Linked DNA regions of Mus musculus: regions 1 and 2 are each linked to region 3. Evidence: chromatin loops called from intact Hi-C (ENCODE). Cell type or tissue: heart. All regions are shown on one strand.

The links. Hi-C counts contacts between places; a loop is a spot of excess contacts. Peaks named below come from ENCODE experiments on the same cell type or tissue, not always from the same donor. Only the 100,000 strongest peaks of a DNase experiment are listed, where the experiment ranks them.
Region 1: a loop joins it to region 3, with 5 times the contacts of the local background. A loop is called at or near these places in 12 of 42 quality-filtered maps.
Region 2: a loop joins it to region 3, with 2.4 times the contacts of the local background. A loop is called at or near these places in 2 of 42 quality-filtered maps.

The regions. Positions count from the first base shown.
Region 1 is chr5:150,228,918-150,236,917 of GRCm38, reverse strand. It overlaps a transcript of Fry not described here. Among named protein-coding and RNA genes, the nearest start is that of Fry, 27 kb to the left of the region's middle. In heart, CTCF peaks have their summits at 110 (motif pointing left), 3,581 (motif pointing left) and 6,951 (motif pointing left); DNase peaks (open chromatin) are centred at 3,527, 3,957 and 4,567; H3K4me3 peaks cover 553 bases; H3K27ac peaks cover 754 bases.
Region 2 is chr5:150,093,323-150,101,322 of GRCm38, reverse strand. No RefSeq gene overlaps it. Among named protein-coding and RNA genes, the nearest start is that of Gm52797, 34 kb to the left of the region's middle. In heart, no CTCF peak of the experiment used is centred here; a DNase peak (open chromatin) is centred at 3,572; H3K27me3 peaks cover 300 bases.
Region 3 is chr5:150,422,500-150,430,499 of GRCm38, reverse strand. Fry (FRY microtubule binding protein) reads right to left here. Exons shown (of 61, transcript NM_172887.2): 36 at 7,708-7,790; 37 at 4,149-4,299; 38 at 3,369-3,472; 39 at 2,262-2,447; 40 at 576-774. Among named protein-coding and RNA genes, the nearest start is that of Gm36299, 19 kb to the right of the region's middle. In heart, a CTCF peak has its summit at 3,683 (motif pointing right); no DNase peak of the experiment used is centred here.

The DNA of each region.
Region 1 (8,000 bases), 190 kb after region 3:
AGAGATGGATCAGCAGTGAAAAGCACTGGATGCTCTTGCAGAAGACCTGGGTCCTGGTCCCAGTAGCCACATGGCCTCTCACAACCATCTATAACTCCAGTGCTAGGAGAATCTACTGCCCTCTTGTGGCTTCTGCTGGTACTAACACATATGGTGCATAGGCACATACACACACACACACACACACTTACACACACATGATGATCACACAAACAAACATTTCAAGAGCCTCATTATATAAAATATGAAAGAAGAAACTTTCCTCTTAAGTGAGTATTCTACACACAGATTCTTTTGTGGTATATAATTTTAGGCTTTAGGGTATACACAGGGAGGATTCGGTAGGAGCTGAGTCACATGGGCATCCATGGAATTTTAAGAAGGTCATGTAAGAACATGATGGCTGGGCATACAGTTAGAAAAGTTATCTGAACAAAACTTGCAGCTAAAAACAACTTTTACTGGGAAGAAAAGGACAGTGCAAGTCCCCAAACATATGAGCAGCTAAAATAATTTTAACTCTTCTTTCTTTGTCTTCTTAACCCTATCTCTGAAGTAGGAAACACATTTCTTTTGAGAAGCAAATACAATTTTAGGGTTTTTTTTTTCCCTTAATAGAAAACAAAAAAAAATTTCACAGAGTTTAAGAAAGACAAGCTGTTCTCACTGGTGGCCCTTTTGAAGACTCAGTACATGTGAGTTTGGCCTCTCTGAAATGGACAAGATCCTGGCCCGATGTTCCTTTCTGAAGCGACACCTGATCGTCCCTGTGGCTACCAGGTGGAGACACTCAGCAGGCTCTTGCATGTAACTGGGTCACTCTGTCACCGAGCTACTGCCACTTTTCCTGAGATTGGATAAACTATGTTTTCAAGCCCAACTGTGTAAGCCACATTCTCAGAGGGAAGAGGGAGTCTACAAGGGGATACAGAAATAAAGCAGAATTAAGACCAAGAAGCAAATTTTCCCCTGGGCCCCGCTCTGCAAATAATTTATTTTAAAGGATGAAGATTATATCTCAAGGGGCTGGAGAGATGGCTCAACAGTTAAGGGCACTAGCTACTCTTGCAGAAGACCCAGGTTCAATTCCCAGCACCCACATGGCACAGAGTCTGCCAATCCCGGGGCAATTTGAGAGAAGCAAAGCAAGGACCCGTGGAGTGGCCTGATGATGGACTGCCCCTCCCCCTCCCCCTCCCCCTTCCCCTCCCCAGGAACCAGAACTCAGAAAACTTCTGCCAGGTAGCAAAACACAACATTTCTTTCTTTCTTTTTATTTTTTATTTTTATTTTTCGGGACAGGGTTTCTCTGTGTAGCTCTGGCTGTCCTGGAACTCACTCTGTAGACCAGGCTGGCCTCGAACTCAGAAATCTGTCTGCCTCTGCCTCCCAAGTGCTGGGATTAAAGGTGTGCATCACCACTGCCCGGCAGCATTTCTTAAGATTGATCCTTTATCAGAATATGCCTTGGGAACTTGAAGGATAAATAGTGTTTAGGCTTTGTTGATACAGTAAGGAGCAAATTTAATTTCAAATATATTTATAGTCATAGTTATTTCCATAACAGCATCTGCTAGGGCAGTGGTCTTCCACCTGTGGGTCTCAACCTCTCTGGGATCATATGTCAGACATCCTGCATATCAGTTATTTACATTACAATTCATGACAGTAGCAAAGTTACAGTTCTGAAATAGAAAGGAAAATAATTTTCTGGTTGGGGAATCATCACTGTTGGCATTCAGACTTGGGAAGAACAGCTGAGGTGCATATTTACGTACCAAAGAGGACCTGGCCTCCAGGTTCTCCCAGCGTCGGGTCCCTCAGTCCCTACCTATTTGTTACAGGATATGCTGGCATACCCCACCCTCTGTCCTGAATTTTACACCCCAGGGGCTGGGCTTCTCCCCACTCCCCAGAGACATTTTGGTGGCTGCCTCTCTCTTCTCCATCTGTGAGCACGCTTTCTCTCTTTCTCTTTTCCTTCCCCTGTCTCCCTCTGCATGGCTTCACTCAGCCCCTCCTGTGTGGTCAGTGAACTTGCCTGAGAGGTGCCCCAAATAAACCTGCCTTTATACTTTAATTTGGCTTGAATTGGCTCACTTATCAACCACAAAAGGAGGAACTGAATTATGGGATTGCAGCCTTGGAAATGTCGAGAACCACTGTGCTGGGGCCTGGTACTCAGTGGGTAGGACTACACACGATCTCATCCCTTGTCTGCAATATCATGATGGAGCTGCAAACGGGGGTGGGGGGAAGGGACAGGTCCATCGACTAGTTATGAATGCAGAACTTGGAAAAACCAATACTACCTCTGAAATAGGCAGTTGAAAGAAGACTCAGGTAAACATCACTGACATAGGTGAAGGCTCAGTCACTTCCCTGAAAGACACCACATCTCACTATGATGTCTTGGCAAACCCTGGCTAGCAAAGTCACATTGCCACCATAAAAATATTCTGAGTCTGATGTAATCCACATGAGCCTGACACACAACTGAGTGGGGATAACCAGATTATAAGACAAATATATATATATATATATATATATGTATATATATATATATGTAAATATATATATATATTTCTATACATAATTATGGGTATATGTATATATTCCCTTGCATAATTATGGACACACACACACACACATGAGCTTGAGGTACATTCCTTATACTGTTCACCTCCCTACCCCTGCATCCCAGAGCCTGTTTTTTCTTCTGAAGCAGCCAAGTGTACTCTTTCCCTGCCAGGCTTAGCAGTGGGCCATGGTTCCTTCCAATCAGAGTGGATGATATGAGCCAAGGCCAACTGACACCCCAGTAGCTTTCAGGGACCAGAGGTTTTATATATATATACATATATATGTGTATATATATATATACACACACATACATACATACATACATACATATGAATTAAAGAGATTATATTTCCCTTCTGTTAGGGAAGAGAATGCACACACCTTTGAATACTTCAGGAGTTTGTGCTCTGGACAGAGTGGAAACTCCCCAGCAGAGAAACAGGTGTTTGCCCAGGACATAGGTCCCTACCAGGGAGCGGTCAGCCAGGCGGGGCTGTGCCCAGCTTCGCGGACACTGCACAGGGCCCAGGCAGTGTTCATCATCCCCTTTCGATTTGCTTTTCTTACTACAGTATCTGCCTGGGTAGAGTACCAACAAATAGCAAACGGGTTGCTCTCCTACTATTTCCTCTTACTTGACTTCCCTTTCTGAGGCTGAAGAACAGTTGAAGGGCGGCCCCTTGGTCCTCCATCCCAGGCTCCAGAAGTCCTCTGCCCCACGGGTTCCCAGTTGTATCTACAGTCTATTCACTTGTGTAATGAATACAGCCAGGGTCTGAAAGCCAAGTTAACAGTGAGGCCAATAAGCCCCTTCCCCAGGCGACTGCACTGTCTACCCGTGGAGGAGGTCCGCCTTTCTCCTGTGATCATTCTCAGACTTCTGAGTTCCCCAATGGGTGAGGAGCCGAACATTCTGGAAGGGGAGCTGCTCACCTCTTCTTCAAATCATACTCATAGTCTCTGCAGCTGCATATGGTGACACCTAGTGGCGGCAATTAGCACAGAAGGAGAGAGATGCTTGAAGCCATTGACCCACCTAACATCACCAGCCTGTCTTATTGGATCTTAGTCCACCTTCCTTACGACAGACATCGTCCTCAAAAGGCTGAATGACTACTGCGGGGTTTCTTACTGCCTTTTACATCTGATAACCATACTGTGATACGGCTGCACAATAAAATTAGATCTTCAAAGAAATCTCCTTGAGTCTAACTTTTTCATTACAAGGGACGATGCAGTACGCAGAAATCACAGAAATGTCTTCCAAAGATGCCCCACCGCAGCCTCCTAACCTCTGGGAAGCATCACCCCTGGCTGACATCAGTCATCAGAAGTGAACTTCAACCTGGAACCATCCGGGTGGGCCTCCAAAGACAGACAGTGCCCTCTGCCGGGGAAAGACATGCAAGGCCCCGGGGCAGCGGGGAGGGGAGGGGAGGGGTGGGGAGGGGAGGGGGGCGGGGCAGCGGGGCGGCGGGGGTGGCCGATTTGGTATGCCCCTGTGCTGTCATGGTGAAGGTGCCATGAGAGAAGGAAGAAATGCCTCTCAGATACCAAACAGTACTTTCTCAAACTAGTTTGTATTGAAGGGGCAAGCCCCAGAGTGGTGGTGTTTTGAGATGGGGCCTGTGGAGGGTCACTAGGATTAGATGACGTCATGGGGTGGAGCCCGGGGTCTCAGAATTACTGCCCTCAGAAAGAAGAGCCTGCAGGAATCTTCTTCTACATGTTTCTCTCTGTGTTACGTGACTAGACAGTGACACAGTCGTCATCTACCTTGATAATACCTAACTAGGCTGGCACACTTCAGAGTGGCCAGAAAATAATTGTTTATTGTGTAAGACACGTAGCCCGCGGTTGATACTTGGTTACAACATCCAAAGTGATAGCCAATAACAGGAACCACCTCTTGTAAGTACTGGCAGTACTTGGTGTGAGCCAGGAAACAGCCTTCCCAGAGCCTCTAGGGAAGAGTTCAGGTTGGTCAAGGCCTTGGTTCTGACCTTGAGCAAAGGGTCAGGCTTCCCACTGTGTGAGTACACAGTGTTGCCCAACGGTAGAAAAGCAGTACAGGCGGTTATCAAATTACACACACAAACACACACACACACCACTTTTCCCTGGTGCTAACCTCAGCTCTCTGTTGCATCCTCTCCTTCCTAGTTATTCCAGGGCCTGCCCACTCACCCACCTCGAGCCTTCCCTGCCTTTCATCTGGACTTCATTCAGTCTCCTCAGTGGAGTCCTGCCCTTTTCTCCAAACATAGGCAATTCTGCCAGACCTTCTCCATACCATAGAAGACAGAGTTCTGTACTCTAGAAAGATATTTCTAGCAAGGACATGCTCACTAGCCCGGGGTACTAGGCATTTGTTTGTGTGTTTGTTTAGTTTTTTTTGGTTTTATTTATTTTTCTCCATTCTAGCTATATTATTTGAGGAAATTTTATCCTGCTATTATTAGGTAAGACGCTCTTTCCTCTGTGATATGGCATTTATGGCCAGAGTGGTTGGCAGCACAGATGTCACAAAGCATCTCCGCTTGCATCTCCATTGCAATATTGACTTACATTACCCTTGTATCAGGAAGAAGAATTTACTCATCTACTGGAATCTGAGACTGTCTGAGTGACTTGTTATTGTAGGGCATGGGGACTGTGCCACCAGAGGAACTAGCATGGAACACGTGAGGTTGGGCATGTCCAAACTCCAGAAATCTCAAAAGCTGAGATTAGAATCTCACCCTGAGACCAGCAGGAGTGTGGTAGCTCCCTCCCTGTTCCATGTTTGCCTGGGAGCAAGGAACCAGGCAAGCCTCAACCAGGTGATCACAAGTAATCAGTCAAATCGCTCAGCGCCTGAACTCTTCCACGTGCAGATGAGGCATCTCAGTACCCGTAGCCTTCAGCCAATGACCTTTTTCTTCCCTGGATATTCTCACACCTTTCTCCAAACTATATAACCCTCGGTTCACCCTGAATGGAGTGTATGTGTTCAAACCTACCCCCATAAAGAAATATGAGCAAGCTAAGACTGTCTTAGAGAGCTGCTTCATTAAAGATCATCAGAGAAGGCCTTCTCTTTCCTCTCACAGAGAGATGACTTTAGCACTGGGAAGAAGCGATGTGTCCCGGGCACTCATTCCCAACCAGACTGGGATCCTGCTCAACCTAGACTGCCTCCCCCACCAGCCTAGCTGAGAGTGGCATCTGACCTGCTAGAGGCAGAGGGGGACTGCAGACCCCACCCCTTGGGACTTACACAAGCGGCACCATAGCCATAACTAATGGGACACAAGCAAAGGCCACGTTAGGGCAGAACAACTTTTTCTCTTGCTTCTGGCAACCTTGGTCACTCCATGGACAAATCAGTTCAGCATCATGAGGTTAGATATCTATGGAGACAGCCCTGATGCCTTCATTGCATGCTGAGGTTTCAAGAATGTGAAAAACAGCTTTATGTCCAAGCCAAGGTCACGCGTGCATGCACACACGCGCGCACACACACACACTCATACACAATACACACCTACTCAAACACATACACAACACACACTCATACATATACACAACACACACATTCTCACACACACACTCATACAATACACATATATGCAAGCACTCACATACACAGACACATTCATGCACACATATTTACTCATACACCTATACACAACACATACTCTTACACAAACAACACACATACACGCACAAACATACACTCACATACACACACAAGTATGGGATCGTGGTACTGTGGAGACAGAAGCAATTACTGCCGAGACCTGGGACTCACAAGTCAGACTGCATTTGAACCTGGAGTTCATTTTCACACCACTTAGTCCAAAATACATAAGGCCTTAGATTTGGTTTTGAGTGACTCTTGACTGAGAAGGTCCTCAAGTAGTGTCCTGATAGAGGGACACTGCTTTGTTTTGGCTGCAAAGAATCCCCATAAAAAAATCCTAAAGAAAATATTTGATGAAAAAAGTTGAATCTACCCCCAAGGAGTTAACAAGCTAACAAGGAGTTAACATTCAAGGAAATGTGGGATATAAAGAGTAACTTTTAGAGGTGCTAGAAAAGTGATGAAAACTTCATGTTTTGATTTTTGTTTTTCTTTTGTTTTTGTTTTGGTTTGTTTTGGTTTGGTTTTTTGAGACAAGGTTTCTCTATGTAGTCCTGGCTGTCCTGGAACTCACTCTGTAGACCAAGCTGGCCTTAAACTCACAGAGTTTCTCCTGCCTCTGCCTCCCAAGTCCTGGGATTAAAGGTGTCCTTACAGAGCACCTGTGTTACCCAGCACCCATGTGACAGCTCACAACCGTCTGAAACGCTAGTTCCAGGAAATCTGCTGCCCTCTTCTGGCTTTCACGGGTACTGCGCACAGGTAGTGCACATACATACATGAGGGCAAGTAATTTTTAAAACTATAATATGGAGCTGGAGAGATGGCTCAGTGATTAAGAACACTGACTGTTCTTCCAGACATCCTGAGTTCAATTCCCAGCAACTAGATGGTGGCTCATAACCATCAGTAATAATATCTGGGGCTCTCTACTGGTGTGCAGGCATACATGCAGATAAAGCACTCATATATTAAATAAATAAATCTTTTTTAAAAGTATAATATGTAGACAAAAAAAGAGCAGAAATAGACTTTCCTCCAAAGGTACTCAATGACAGAATTAAGAAATAGAGACTATAAAATAACAATAACTAGAAGACATGTTTTAAAGGGTATGGCCCAAACCAAAAAATATTAGGAGTATACAACTATATTAAAGAAAAAGAGATATAAAAGTTTTATGTAAGGAAAATCTAGTCTTTGAAATCAGAAATAAACAGATGGTCTGAAAGGCAAATTCAACAGATCTCAAAGAAAGGATTGGTTGAGCTGAAATATATTATCTGAAGAAGTGACCCTGAATCTAGCCTAGAGAGAAGAGAGAAAGGAGAAGTGACCTTGCTAAGAGACAAGGCAGCTAGACCCGGGAAATCCTGACACGTTGACTAATTATGGTTCTGGGAGAGCTGGAATGACATTTGAGTTGTTACTTGCGAATTCTCCCAACTGTGCCCATCAATTAAACTGAATCATGAGCAGAGGAAATCCTTGCTGAGAAAGAAATAGAAAAAGAGACAGACAGACGTGCTGCCTGAGAGCGGGTAAAGGCTTGTTGCTAAGAGAAGATCCAAAGAGACAGTTTTTGAGGGGGACCTGGGGCCTTTTTATTATCTTTTTTTTTCTTGGATAAAGAATATTAATGGCTGGAACTAATAAGAGAAAAGACCGAAGAGCTGGGCACAGCAAATGATCTACAGACTGCTGGCTAAAACCACAGAGCTAACCATTTGTTGACAACATTCAAGGTATTTTCACATTCCTTTTATTTACATTATGTCACTATAAATGCTTG
Region 2 (8,000 bases), 330 kb after region 3:
CTCACACACACACACACACACACACACACACATCATATCCTCCATTATGATCTCCATACATAGCAATCATATTATGCTACTATTTCTTCCTGCATGGATGTCTGTTTTTACAGTGTTACACAATTTCCTCATATTTCTAGACACAGAAATATACTTTTCTTCTGGAATATTGGTTTTATTTGATTTAGCCGCCACTATGAGCCATTCCATTCTTCCCCTTCAGAGAGCATGGATGGAAGTGTTCTTTCTGGCCTAAGTGTGATGGATCTAACACAAGGAAGAAATGGTCCTAGTATTCAGAAAGTTCAGGGGAAGGAAACCTTTACTCCAAGGAACCAAAGCACGGCTGTGGGAGTGCAGAGAGAGGCTCAGAGGTCAGATGGTGAGGATGAGGAGAGAAGGCAGAAGTTAGTTAGACTTATGGAGACATTTGGTTAAGCACGGACACCTTGCACCTTTTAAATTCATAAAACCCCTCTCACTCATGCTGGGTGTGGGGTGCCATGCTCCTATTCTGGACTGATCTGGGTGGTCTCATTCTGGATGTTTCAGTGTGAACGAGAGCATCTTCTCCAGTGCCTCCCTGGTAGCCCCTCTGTTAGTCATTATCTTGTCGGGGATTTGATCCAACACATGTGAGTGATCCACAGCCCACATGCCCTGCTGTGGGGAGTGTGCAGCTCTGTATGTAAACAGTTGTTTCTTTGAGTCAGGGTTTTGCTAGCAGCCCATGTTAGTTGTGAGCTTGTAATTCTCCTGCCTCAGATGCCCCAAGTCTAGAATTATAACTATGAACCACCATACCCAGCTATAAGAATGGACGGCTTTTTTGGGGGGGGGGGGAGGAAAGGGTTTACTCAGCTTACACTTTCCACCTTGCTGTTCATCACCACAGGAAGTCAGGACTGGAACTCAGGCAGGTCAGGAAGCAGGACCTGATGCAGAGGCCATGGAGGGATGTTTCCATGTTTACTGGCTTGCTTTCCCCGGCTTGCTCAGCTTGCTCTCTGATAGAATCCAAGACTACCAGGCCAGGGATGGCACCGCCCACAATGGGCCCTCCCACCTTGATCACTAATTGAGAAACTGCCTTGCACCTGGATCTCATGGAGGCATTTCCTCAAGGGAGGAAGAATGGAGCTCTAAGGTTCCAATTCTTAAGCTTTTAGAATTACACTCTCCAAACATGGAGCCCTGGAGCTGAGTATCAACTTTATGATCTGCCCTCTGTGGGTTCTGGGAACAAAACCCAGGTCCTCTGGAAGAGCAGCCGGTGCTCTTACCTGCTGATGAGCCATCTCAGACCCGATAGAGGAATTCACTTTCTTAAAAACATTATTATGCTACAATCAAACCTTTTGTCCAACTTTTTTAACTTATTGGCTGACAAAGAGCACATTTGTAGGAGTTATAGAAACAGCTCACTGTTTGAGAGAGCTTCCTGCTCTACCCGAGGGATCACGTTCAGTTCCCAGCACCCACACTGGGCCCACAGCTGGATGTCGGGATCCAACGCCTTCTTCTGGCTGCATGGGCACCTGCACCCATGTGCAATACACTCATGTAGAAACTCATACATAAGCATTAAAAAAAAATCTTTTCAAGGAGACCTAGAACGGGGAAAACAGTTGAAATGTAAATAAAGAAAATACCAAATAAAAAAAAGGAAAAGAATCTTTTCAAAATTTCTAAGAAACAAAGAGCCACTCACTTTAAGGAAGACTACAACCTGCAGAGGGATGGGAGGCAGGTGGAAAGAATTCCTGCCTCAAAGGCAACAGAATATAACATTTGTCTCTAAGGCTTGTAACGAAGAAAAAAACAAAACAAACAAACAAAAAGCTGGGTCAACCAGCACCAATCAATGTCTCAGTCTGTAAATCCTCCTTCAACTGCTCAGTGGGATCTACTAAACTCCCGATGAACATCATGCTTCCTGTCATTGCTCTCATTCGTGTGTTTTACTTATAAATTTTTAATTTTTAAAATTTTCAGACAGGACCTTGCTATGCAACCCAGGCAACCTATTTATTTATTTAGTTAGTTAGTTTTTCGAGACAGGATTTCTCTGTATATAGCCCTGGCCGTTCAGGAACTCACTTTGTAGACCAAGCTGATCTCGAACTCAGAAATCTGCCTGCCTCTGCCTCCTAAATGCTGGGATTAAAGGCGTGCGCCACCACGTCCGGCTCAGGCTAACCTTGTAACTAACCTACACTATGCAGTTCTGACTGTCATGAAGTCAACCTGTACTTCAGGCTGACCTCAAATTCGTGTCCCTCCTTCTCCGGCCTCTCCAGCGCTGGAATCACAGAGGGTACAAACACATCCAGCTAAAAAAAGGAGCTGGGTGGATCTGTTTGCTTGTTGTGGATGTGGAACCCAGAGCTTCGCACATGCGCAGCGGGTACTTTACCGCAGAGCCCACAACTTCCGTGCATACCTCTTACTTTTGCTGTATTTGAGACAGGTTCTCACTCTGAAGCCCAGCCTGGCAGGAATAGTCTGTGTAGCCCAACATGAGCATCAAATTCTCAGCAATCCCTCCTACCTTAGTTTTCAGGTCCTGAAATACAAGCATGAGCCACTACACTCGACAAGAGCTCTTACTTTAAATGGTCGTATTTGAATATTCTGATTCGGTACTGCGAACAATAAGGAAAAAACAGTAACTGTACTTATGTTGTCATCTTGAGATTAAGATAAGGGGATTGAAAAGAAACTTTGTTTTTATCCCTTGAGTCAGGATTGGATCACAGTGTTTTTATACATGTGTCTGCACACCGCCTTCTAACCTGTCCCTCTCCCCACTACCTTTCCCAGACTCTCTTGCTGGCTGCCCACTCCTGATAGTCTCCTATCTGCTTTGATGTCATATGTGCCCAATCTCCCTCTCTTTCTCTCTCCTCCTCCCTTAAGATGTCTCTTTAGAGTGTCATGGTCCCTTTTATAGTTTCATGTCCTGCACACTCAATAACACACGCAAACATTATGTATGTGTATACATGTACACGCACATATATAATCACACATATAAACAGAATAAGTATTTTCCAATAATTAAAAGATTTTTTAAAACCCTGAAATATTAGTAATAACTAGCAAGGAACATGGGGGGGGGAACGACACAGGAGAACAGAATCAAAAAGAAATGAGGAGGAAAAAGCTTTATCCAGTAATGAATAGATGAGTAAATAGAATTAGAAGAAAGTATGCAGGGGAAAAAGAAAATCATTTAAAAATCGAAACCACGATATAGTACTTTGCTGAAATTGCAGTAGACAGAGTAGAAGTGTGGTCCCAAAGAGTACAACAGAGAAGCCCAAGGCAGCTCCGTCCTGGGGCCTGGATAGTCAGAGCCTGCGCAGAGCACGGGGAGAGTCAGCTGAACGTGTGAGCTAGTCTTTCTATGGTTATTCTCTTGAGCAGTCAAGGAACTGAAGCCTGAGTTGTCACCTGGGCCACTTTTCTCCTCAGCCCGCTAGAGGCCTCTGCTGGCCACACATAACATTGCAGTCTCTGTGTTAGGTTGGTTTCCGCAGACCCTCCTGAGACTTTCAAGGCATTCCCTGGGTTGGCTCATGTTTTAGCCTTCAGACAGGCTGCACACTCCATGTGCAGTGTAAACAAGGGAAGCAACCACAATACTGGGAGGTGGAGGACCTGTCTTTGTGCTTTCAGGACCCTCTCACCAAGCAGTATCCATCACCATGTTGGAGGGAGGCAATTGCGGGTATTACAACAAGGCTGGGGCTTCAGAAGTTTTCGCATGGATGCTGAGACTGACTCATCTGACAGCCTCGGCTCAGAGATAGCAAACTCCAGGGTCATTCTTAGTTGTGAGATCTGATCACTGTCACTGATAGACAAGGGGTGGGAGGGGCGGGGGAGAAGGAGAAGGGGAAAAGGGAGAGGGGAGATGGGGGATAAAGGAGGAAGCGTTTCTTCCTTCCCCGCGTGCTTCCCAGTGGAGCCTCCTTCTCTGCAGGATCTGGCTCCTCGGCAACCTGCTCTTCTGTTCTCAGCTGACTCCAAGGGCATCCCTCACCCTGGGCCCATGACCGGCCAGGATAAGCCTCCCTCACTTGCAGTTCTTTGAGAGGGAATTTACACATCTTCATCTACATCATCATCTTCATCACTGGTCTCCAGCCTGGGACTTTCATTTTAAAATTAAGAGTTTTCTATCCTGTTAAAAATAGTTACATGGGTCTTAAACCAGGTGATTAAATATTTAACAGTGTATTACTTTTTTTTTTTTTTTTGAGACAAGCTTCCCAAGTTCTGGGGTTGTACACGTGAGCCATCGCACACAGTCATTAATGTAGCCGATTCTCTGTGGGGAGAATGGAACTGTACATGAAACACTGATGTAATCGTCAACGAGATTCATAAAGGACAATGATCCCCACCAAGAACACAAAAGATAGACAGGATCTTATAAATTTCCCAGGCTGGCCTGGAACTCACCATCCACCTGCCTCTGCTTCCCAAGTAGCTGTGACCTCAGGGCTTGTGTGGCTGTGCCACACATGCCATAATTTTTCCTGAAGAGTGTGTAATAGATCAGGAAGTTAATAATTGGAATGATTTTTGTACTTGAATCTCAATATTTGAATCTCAATACTTGGAAAGTCTGAATGTGTTTGTATAAACTTTAGTTTTATTTTATGTGTATGGGTGTTTGATTGGATATACATACATTCACCATGTGCATGCCTGGTACCCACGGAGGCCAGAAGAGTACGTCAGATCCCTTGGAACTATAATTACAGATGGTTATGAGCTACCACGTGGGTGCTGGGAACCAAACTCTGGTCCTTGTAAAAGCAGCTGGCATTTTTAACTGCTGAGCCATCTCCCCAGCCCCTTAGTGTGTGGTTCTATCTAAATACACACAATAGGTCTTAACAGGGAGAGACTGAGATATGTTTATCTAATCCAGTTTCAAGGAAACTCAGTTACCACAAAGGGAAGAGTAGGTTAATCCATAGCTGCCTTTTCTTCTGACTCTGGATTTCATTGTCACAATTGGGCTCTGCTTGCAGCAGGAGAGGGTTTTGATTCCCATTGCAGTGGTACATGAGTCACGAACCATTGAGATAGCACCTCAAGTGCAAAGAATCAATAAGCCATAAGTGTTCCTGGATGGGGCTGGAGAGATGGCTCAGTGGCTAAGGTCACATATTATTCTTCCAGAGGACTTTGAGTTTGATTCCTATCACTCTAACCAAGTGGCTCACAATCACATGTAAGTCTAACTCTGGGGGATCTGACACCTCTGAGGTCCATAGGCACCCACATACACGTAAAAAGAAGAGTGTTATTGGTTCTTTGCTTGTGAGTATTACAAGACCTTGGCATTTTGAAAAAGACTTGTAAATACTGGAAGAAGTGAGTCAGGCTTTAAGCAGGAGCAAGGTGGAGTGGACTTGATGATTGCTGGTGTAGCAGCTTTGATTATATTAATTAGCACCAACTGCTTCTGTAATTGCTTTGACACAAGAAGTTAGGACAGCTACTTTTGTTAATTACTTAGCAAAAAATGTTATTAGTGCTCTGAGTTTTCAAGAAGATTCAGATAGACATCTAGAACAACAAATTGACATTCTTATTGATACTATTCAAACTACTGGAGAGGAGGCTCAGAGTTTAAGAATAAGAGGTCATCTCAAGTGTCACGTTAAATATCAATGGAAAATTCAAAGACACTTGCAGGGTGTTTGCCATAATTCTAACACCTCTCTGGATAGCTTAACTTTGTGTAAGGAGAACATGAATTTAAGGAATACAAAGCTTGAAGTAAACTCTGCCCAGGAGTGCATGGCTTTCCTTTTATCTTGGTCATCCTGATTCATGGCTGAAGGGTCAGTATTTCCATCTTTGTCAAGTTTCAAGAATGGCTTATATAGCTTGACCATGTTAGCCTTCCTTGTCCTGGGAATACTTTTATTCCTGCCCTTGTGATGAAACTTGCCTTTAACAACATCAACATGTTGACGGCCAAAATACATGGCTCGAAACTAAAAATGGATCCCCCCCCCCCCAGCCAGGGTTATTAATCTAACAGGCTGGTGGCCAAAGACGGGTAATTTTCTGTACAGTGCCTTACCAACCTAAGACAGAATTACATTGTTTTTGAAAATGTAAATTCCAAGATGGGTAAGGAAGGCATCCTTGTCAGAATCAACTAAGACAGGCATAGCCTGGTTTATGAAGTCAAAAAGGGGGAGATGTTGAGAGCTTTTGGTGCCACTTCTAGGAATTTGGCACTTGTCACTGGGTTTGGACAAGGAAGAAGGCTCAGATAAGAATATTAGAAAGAGTGACCATGGGGCTTTGTTTATTACTTTACTTACTGCCTTGTGTGATCCTTTTGTTCGATACTTTACTTAATTAGTATCTTGTGTGACCTTCCTGTTTACTACTTCGCCTGATGACTTTGCTTTTGATCTAGAACTGACCATGTGTTTTGGATGCACCTAGAATGATATAAAAGCAGGCTGGAGAGACATAAACCTGCTTCAGCCTGGAGCTGGAGTCATGTTATAATTTTGTCTGGTTTTCTTTTTCAATCTTCACTCCCTCGCTTGACTGTTGATTGACTGAGATGGCTTGGTCACTGATGGTCTAGATGTAGTTCCTGTCATAACTGGTTGGTCTATGTAGTGTCACTGTGGGTTGGAGTGATCTGTGGAGGTTTTAGGGGACTTTAGTTCCAGGCTCTGCACTTCCACAGTGTGTCCTAATTGTCCTCAGTTTCTTCCCTTGTAACCCATCCATCCTGTCCATGATTTATGGGGAAATATACCAGAGCCACTTACAGTAATGTGTCGCGAGTAGACAAGTTTCAACCAGTTTACAGGATGTAGGAAGCATTTCTCTGGAACTTGGGGGGTTTCTCCCCAAATCACTGATAAGAATAGCCTCGGTTTGATCATGCAGGTAAGGACAGTAGACATTCTTGTATCTGTCACAGGAGGTGAGGCTCAGATGTGGAGAAAGAGGCCTTTTAAAACATCATCCCACAGAGGCCAGGCTTGGCAAGCCCAATGCAAGCCAGACATGTTGGTTTGGACTGGAGGATGAGTTAAAGAGAAAACAGCCTAGAAATAAAAAACTCAGCTACTGTGCCCACAACCCTGGTCTTCTAATCCCAGAGGCAGAAAGAGTCCAAGAGCAAACAGGGATGGAGAAGACGAAGGGCACACGGCCTTGTAAACATAGCAGGACTGGTGCACGTATGAACTCCCAGAGCCTGTGGTGGAATGCACAGAGCCTGCACAGGTATGGGCCTGATGGAGTCCCATAGCTGAGAGTTGAAGTGGACACAGGCCCACGTTGTAACACAGAGGCTGTCTCTGAGCGATATTTCCAATACAAAGGAAGCATTTATTTTCCTCAACAAAGTCTTACATGGTGTGCGAACGACTCTTTTTTTTTTTAATTTTTTATTAGGTATTTTCCTCATTTACATTTCCAATGCTATCTCAAAAGTCCCCCATAACCACCCCCCACTCCCCTACCCACCCACTCACCCTTTTTGGCCCTGGCGTTCCCCTGTACTGGGGCATATAAAGTTTGCAAGTCCAATGGGTCTCTCTTTCCAGTGATGGCCGACTAGGCCATCTTTTGATATATATGCAGCTAGAGACAAGAGCTCAGGGGTACTGGTTAGTTCATATTGTTGTTCCACCTATAGTGTTGCAGTTCCCTTTAGCTCCTTGGGTACTTTCTCTAGCTCTTCCATTGGGGGCCCTGTGATCCATCCAACAGCTGACTGTGAGCATCCACTTCTGTGTTTGCTAGGCCCTGGAATAGTCTCACAAGAGACAGCTATATCTGGGTCCTATCAGCAAAATCTTGCTAGTGTATGCAATGGTGTCAGCATTTGGAAGCTGATTATGGGATGGATCCCTGGATATGGCAATCACTAGATGGTCTATCCTTTCATCACAGCTCCAAATTTTGTCTTTGTAACTCCTTCCATGGGTGTTTTG
Region 3 (8,000 bases):
GGAATCATTGCCAAGGTGTAAGATTCCATGGACCAACAGAAAATGGCTTCTGTTATCTAAGCTTGTGTTTGAACAGTAAGGATGGGCTGGATTGATGGCTTAGTGGTTAAAAGCACTGGCTGCTCTTCCAGAGGACCCAGGTTCAATTTCCAGGACCTACATGATGGCTCACAAACATCTGTAACTCTAGTTCCAGGAGATCTTGAGGTGACTACCACCATGTGGTTCTACTGTCAGACTCTAAGAGGCAGCCGTGCTGTTGACAGATGTGAGCCTAACGTGTAAGACTGAAGTCCTCAGAAAGGACAACATGACTTCACATCACAGAGCATTACTGTCTGCTGCACCATCTTATCATTATATGCCAAATCTCCCTGCCGACCTATCATTCCATCGATGGGATAGGAGACACCTCTCACAGCATCTGCCCTTGACTCTGGCCAGTATCAATCAGGAGGAAGTAGGACTTCTTCCAAACAGAAAGATCGATTTCCCAGCTGTGTGGTTTAAAGGGCTGGCGATTTTTCAACAGCAGCCGTCTGGAGCAGCAGCCGGACGCCCAGCACCCCCATTACCTGGTCGTCAGAAACTCGATGAGCTTGCTGGCCTTCTCGTCCGTTTCAGTGGCTGCTTCGACATCTTCCACCTCTTGGGTCATCTGTGGGAGGTTCCCGCTGCTGCCCCCCAGACTGATGCTGGAGGAGGTGGAACTGGAGTTGAGGCCAGAGTCTGGCACTGGGGATGACTGATCCTCTCTCAGGAAGTCAAAGCCGCCTAGTGGGACGAGAAGGCAAAGGAAGAAAGGGCTAAGGTGCCAGCAAGGTTGCAGGGGCTTGGAGGTAGGTATGAATAAGGTGACATTAAAGAACACTTGAGGGTGCTGGAGAGATGGCTCAGTGGTTAAGAGCACTGGCTGCTCTTCCAAAGGTCCTGAGTTCAAATCCCAGCAACCACATGGTGGCTCACAATGATCTGTAATGGGATCCGATGCCTTCTTCTGGTGTGTCTGAAGACAGCTACAGTGTACTCACATACATAAAATAAATAAATAAGTCTTTAAAAACAAAACAAAAACCACTTGATTTGGACTGAGGCTATGAGGTTATGTCGTCATGATCAATAGCGATCACTTTTCTTTTTTGTTTTTTTTCAAGACAGGGTTTCTCTGTGTAGCCCCAGATGACCTTGAACTCACAGAGATCCTCCAGTTTCTGCCTCCTGAGTGCTGGGATTAAAGGCGTGCACCACCACTGCCTGGCACAAATGTTTTTTCTTTGCTTATGATAGGCCTCAGAGGCACTGCTGCGCACACCAGTGTCTGGCACCATGGGGAGAGATGCTGTATCTCACATTGGGGTTTGGCTGGCTGTTGTGGCAAAGGGGTGGTACATATATGTATTATACATACACTGGCCTGACCAATAAATAACCGAGCTACCAAAGGTCAGTCACCAACTATACTGTCAGGAAATTAGTCTCAAGTATTGGACAATTTAAAATGACTTCTTTAAGAAATATTAACCAATGGCTGCTTGTAAGTTATATTTAACGTTTTTGAGTAAATGTGGCTATGAGCTTGATTAAGTGTGTATCTAATATGTGTGTGTGTGTGTGTGTGTGTGTATGAACATACAATGTGTACATACATGCATATATGTATTTGGTGCTTGGGATTAGACCCATGGCCTCATGTGTGCTAAGTGTATATTCTATCATTGATCTATACCCTAACCTTATATTAGCATCTTTTAATGAGCTATATCACATGGTATTCAAAGACTTATAAGAGAATACTGTTCTTTTCATTATATATTTAACACTGAATATCTTTAGTTATACTGTGGTTTAAAAATGTATACATACAACTACCTCCCTTTTCTCTATTTTTAAAATTTGTGTTCTGTCAGATTTCAGTAAAACATAGTCTCCATAAAGCAAAAACCCCTTCAGGGTAATAAGAAAGCACAAGAGAGACACCTGCATGCTTGCCCTGTCCTGCTCAGGCGGGGGGCAGGAGGGGGGCGAGGAGCATAGTCACCTTATTTCACAACTTCATCCTTCCGTGTAAATACATCAATAGGAACATACTCACAGGGCAGTGGATAAAAGGTTTATGAAAAATGCACTTTAAGATACTCAGCCATGAAAAGGTGCTTTGGAGGCATGTTACACGAAACATTTTATCATGCAGAAAGTTGAGCATAACATCATGAACTGCACAGCTTCCTGCACTTGCTACACAGCTTCAATTCTCCTCTTACCAGTGTAGAGATACTCCGGCTGGTAAGCTGGCTGCATGGTTAGTGTCTTCGCTTCCCCCATCTCGCGGGTCTGCAGGAGTACAGAGGCAATGGCGTGAAAGTTACTGTTGCAAGAGAGGGCGATGAGGAGGTGAAGCAGCAGCTTTTTGCTGTGCTCGAAGACTTCTGGCCGATAATGGTCCAAACCTGGAACAGAGGGCATAGTCTCTTAATATAAACAGCTGCTAAAGCTCACTGAGATTCTGTGGATAGCGAAGACTCTGGGATGCTGGGAGAAATCAACATAAAGAAGTTGGGCTTATGGAAAAATAAGATACTTTGTGACTTAAATGAAGTGCTTGAATAAATGTTGACAGGTGACCTTTTCTTGACCTCTCTGTGGGTTTCTTTTATCTCTTCCCCCATCTGCTATTAAAATGTTGTTGTTGTTGTTTATTTGTTTAATAGAAACATGTCTTTGTGAGCTCTGTCTTGCTGGGAAGTGCAGGCTGGTTTTGAGTTTGAGATCCTCGGTCAGCCGTTGAGTGGTGGGATCACAGATACACGTGTGTCACCACACCAGGCTCTCTAACTTAACAGACGTTCTAGATGGTTCCCCTCCACTTCTTGCCTGACACTTGGACATCTCAAGCTAGCTGCTAAGCCTGCCACATTCCCTGTTATGTCTCTTTTTGCTTTGACAAGGCTTCATGGCTTTCCATCTGTTTCCTCAGCCAAAGACCCCTAAATAAGTCCACACTATTTTGGGTGTCTTGAAAGATGCATCATTAATACGTTTAGATTATAGATATGCCAGTTTTGCACGATAACTGATGACCTGGAACGTTACATATGATAGAAATGAACACCGAAAGGAACTGAGGAGGGAAAGGGCTCACTTCAGAGTGTAACCTATGTGTAACGAAACACATGCCTAGGTGACAGGGCCTCTCTGTGTACCCTGCTGTCCTGGAACTCACTCTGTAGACCAGGCTGGCCTCGAACTCACAGAGCTCTGCCTGCCTCTGCCTCCTGAGTGCTGGGATTAAAAGATGTTCACCAGCACTGCCCAGACCTCTGCATGTTTATCATCCTGTTGGTTAGAATCCCCCTTAGAGCCAGTCTTACCCAAAAAGACAGCATGAAGTAACAATGGAAGATGAAGAGCCCAGTCTTCCCTCACGCTGTGATCCACCACCATCTCAGTCATAAAGATCACAGCAATATTACACCTGCCCATCAAAACAGAAAAATGAGCATGAACGTCTACAGAGGATGAAAATACACCAACAGGTCAAGTCACAATTCAATGCTGCATAGGATCACTAAAAAAATGATAGAAATATTTATACAAGGGAGAGAGACTCTTTAAGATTTATTTAATTTTACTCTGCATATAAGAGTGTCTAAATGTGAACTTCATGCATGCAGTACTCATGGAGGCCAGAAGAGGGCACTGGGTTCCCCCTGGAACAGGATTTAGCAGCAGCTGCCAGGTGGGTGCTGGCCATAAAATCCAGGCCTTCTGTGAAGCCATCTCTCCAGCTCCCCAGAGACAACACAGAGCCCCACTACAGGAAATATCCATAAATCTTATCACAGAACCGTGAATCTTCTAGCAACAAGAACTTAAGAAAAAGGAGACATCGAGGTTGAGCCCACTCGTATACATTGCGTGGTGCCGTCTAACAAGCAGCATTGAATTAAGTCTCACGATCTTATAGAGTTAAAATTCGGAGGGTCATAGGCTGAGATTTCGCTAAACTGCTAATGTTCTAGAAGCTGGTCGGCAAGGTCACACGGATTCAAAAAGGGCCTCCTTTGTGAGACCTGGCAAAAGTCCCCGTCTCACTGATAGAGAAGTCTGGTCAAGGCTCCCGTCTCCCTTTGCTTATGCATGCTGCTCACCTGTGCAGCGGCCCCCTCGGAGTGATGGTCTCTGGGAGGTAGTCGACCAAGGGGGCCCAGCATCCTCCACTGCACGGCATGGGTAAGGGCTGTGGCTGCTTGGCTTCCGTAATACTTAACAACCAGCCGGTGTAGGGAGAGATGGGATCATCTGCAGGGTGAGGAGGACATGGCTGCTTTACTTTCTGGGGAAAAGACTTATGTTTACCATAGTCCGTGCTTTTAGGAAAAATCTTGTAAGTGCATGCTTGCCAGAATGTCGGCTCAGTATGTGTGGATTGCACCATCAACTGGGTTAGAATTAGTTGATTATGTAATTACTTGATAAATTATTACTTAACGATTTGTAGTTCTTCATTATAGAGCAAAGAAAAATACATTTTAAAATGTTCAATCGGGCTGGTGAGATGGCTCAGTGGGTAAGAGCACCCGACTGCTCTTCCGAAGGTTCGGAGTTCAAATCCCAGCAACCACATGGTGGCTCACAACCATCCATAACAAGATCTGACTCCCTCTTCTGGATTGTCTGAAGACAGCTACAGTGTACTTACATATAATAAATAAATGAATCTTTAAAAAAAAAATGTTCAATCATGGGGCTGGAGAGATGTCTCAGTGGTTAAGAGCACTGGCTGCTCTTCCAGAGGTCTGAAGTTCAATTCCCAGCATCCACATGGTGGCTCACAACCATCTGTAATGAGATCTGATGCCCTCTTCTGGTGTGCATGAAGACAGAGACAGTGTACTCACATATATAAAATAAATAAATAATAATTTATATAAAAAATGTTCAATTATGATTTCCACTGCAGAGAAATGCAATTCTGTATTTCAAGCTAACATAGAGCAAGAGACCTAGGGTCATTCTGCAACAACACAAGGGACTGACCCAGACAGTTACCACATCAGGCACTGTCCTGTGTACTTTTTACCTCAAGAGTCTAGTCATGGCTATCTACTACGAGCACCCCCATTTTATGCTGAGGAAACTGACATTTCAACACATTTGGAGAGATCTGCCTGTAAACACACCCCTTGTATCCATCTGACCACGTGTCCGAGCTCTGTCACTTTTCTCTGTGTCTGGTCCACTCTCCTGTTACCATGGTTACTGTTCTCTGTGTCTGGTCCACTTTCCTCTGTTACCATGGTTCCTTACTGCCATCTTGCTTCTACTATACACACACCCCGTGTTCTACAGAGAGCCATCTTTGGAAAAACTGGCCATGTGTCTTTCCTTGTCCACTGTCCAGAGGTTCCCTTAAGGAAGCCTGCAGCCCACAAAATGACCTGAGGAGTCAAGGCTACCGAGCTCCTCTTTTATGGCTAACTGCCTCCCATGCCCCCACTGTTCCCTCCACCCCAGGCACGATGTCTACCTTGCTGTTCTGTACATGGCTAGACAAGACTTGGTCTAGTCTCAGGAACTTCTTTTCTACTGTTCCTCTGACTGGAATGTTCTTCTAGTCTCTCTTTTAACCTCACCCAGTGCTCTGTCACAAGAGCATAGTAGAGAATACTTTATTTATTTATTTATTTATTTATGGCTGTTTTGAGAAATCAAAAGAAATGATGTGCGGGTGTTGAGGTTTATCCTTTTGCTATCTATTGGAATGCTAAGTGTGAGCTCCTGACACCTGGTTGTCCCAGAGATGAGAGAGCCCGCAAGTACACCTTCTCCCCAAGTTATTTCAGAGTGGTAAATCAAGATGCCAACAGCCAATACCTGGGAAGAAGAGTCATATGTGGGGTTTAGGTTTCCCAGGCTTGGGGGTCAGAGAGGGACCACGAGGGAGATGAAGGTAAGGGAGGAGGAAGGAGAAGCCGCCATGGGGTAGGTGAGCCATAAGAACATGGCCCTGAGGGCTGGCTGGCTGGAGCTAAGAGCATCCCAGACGGACACAGTAAGCAATGACTCGGGGTTATCGATAGGAAAGTAGATTCTAACAGCACGGAGGGTAGGCAGCAGTCCAGCTTTTGTACAGTTTAAGGGTTGTTGTAAATATAAAGGTTGTGTGTGTGGTTTTAATCTGGGAACTAAATGGTCAAAGGCAGGGTAGAAACCCCAGGTCAAGATTAAATATTTCTACATCTAAGGGTGCTTTGCTCAAACCTTGAGATGCCACCTGCCCATGAGGTGTCATCATGCTTTGGGACTGGGATCCCTAGAACACCTTGCCTTTGGAAAGATAGCAGCATTTAAACCAGCACTGGGCTCCCTAAGCCAACCTCTGCAAGGCAGGGCAGGATTTAAGTCCATACCCTGCACCCTGAGCATAGGGACACACTTCAGAGCAGCTGGCTGGCTGAGGGCTTTCTCTCCTCACCACAGAGAAGTGGGTGTTGCTCCACCATGTTTGCCGCACGGTGGGGCAGTTGTCCGTATACCATTTAACCTCCTCAAGACTCAATTAAATTTATACTTATTTTTATTTGTATGTGTGTGGTATGCCTGCCTGCATGCGTGTCTCTGCACCACATGTGTGCAGTTACCCATAAGAAGCCAGAAGAAGTCGTCAGATCCCCAGGAAGTGGAGTGACAGAGGGTTACCAGCTGCTATGTGAGGCTGAGGACTGAACCCTGTGCTGCTTTTCCAGAGGGTCCAGCTTTGATTCCCAGCGTCCACAGGGCAGTTCACAAGCATCTGCAACTTCAGTCCTCGGGAGAATGACACCCTTCAGGCCTCCATGGGTACCGCACACAGGTGGTATAGGCACACAGATAGGCAAAGCACCCGTAATGTAAACAATTAGAAATATAGCAATTCTTTTTAAAAAAATTATATCAGATGTATTTTATTTTTGTTTTATGCACCAATTCTATTTAAAGTCACTGTCTATATCTTTAGTATTTATTTTGTATAATTTTTTTAAACAATTCTTTAAGAAAGTTCCACAACACAGACTCCGGTTGTTGGTGTGTCCTTTGTTTCTCTGGTTTCCTTAACTCCTAGACAACTTATATTTATACTGATGGTTCTACAGAAGCTATCTGCCCCCCAACCCCAAAAGCTACAAGTGTATTAACATTTCTAGTTTACTCAACTGACTGTGGCTTCAGGAAATTCCCATAGGAATCCATCTCCTAGCTTAGCAAGGGTTTCTGAGACTATGACATGGGGGGTTTCAACAGGAGGTCATATCCCACACTCAGACCCTAGATGCACAAGGCTGAAAACTTAATCACTTCCAGGACAGTTCCAAAACTCAATTTTAATATATAAAAAATTTACATATATATAATTAAATTTGTGTACACCCAAGGTGGGCAGAATAGGGGTCAGACCCCTTGGAGCTGGAGTTGCAGGCAGCTGTGAGGCCCCATATGGGTGCTGGGAACCAAACCTGGGTCCTCTTCACTGCTGAGCCATCTGCCCAGCCCCCCAATTTTTTTCAGTGAGATAACGTCTTACCAGGCGTTCTTCAGCCTAGCACCACCGTGGAAAGCAGCGGGACCACAGACTCCCCAGGACCGGTTAGGCTCTCCCGCCTTTAATAATAAAGACCTTCCCCAGTACCAGCTCCGTGCTGCCGGAACCCCGCAGCCTCTGGTACTCACTTTTATCCTCATCATACGAGCCTCCCGAGCTGTTGCTGTATCTTGACTCCAGGCGAGTGTGGGCTCGGATCACATTGCTAAACCTTCAAAAACAAAACACAGCTGTGAAGTGGTGTCCTGTGTGAACGCGCTGTTGCCCAGGAGCAGATGTGACAGGTTAGGGGTTGGCTTTTTCCCTTTTTGGGGGCGGGGCAGGGACCACTTAGTTCTAATGATGGTGCTTTCTGTTTTCCTTTTTCCACCTCCTCCTCTTTCTTTAGATGGGAGTCACACTATGTAGCCCTGGATGGTTG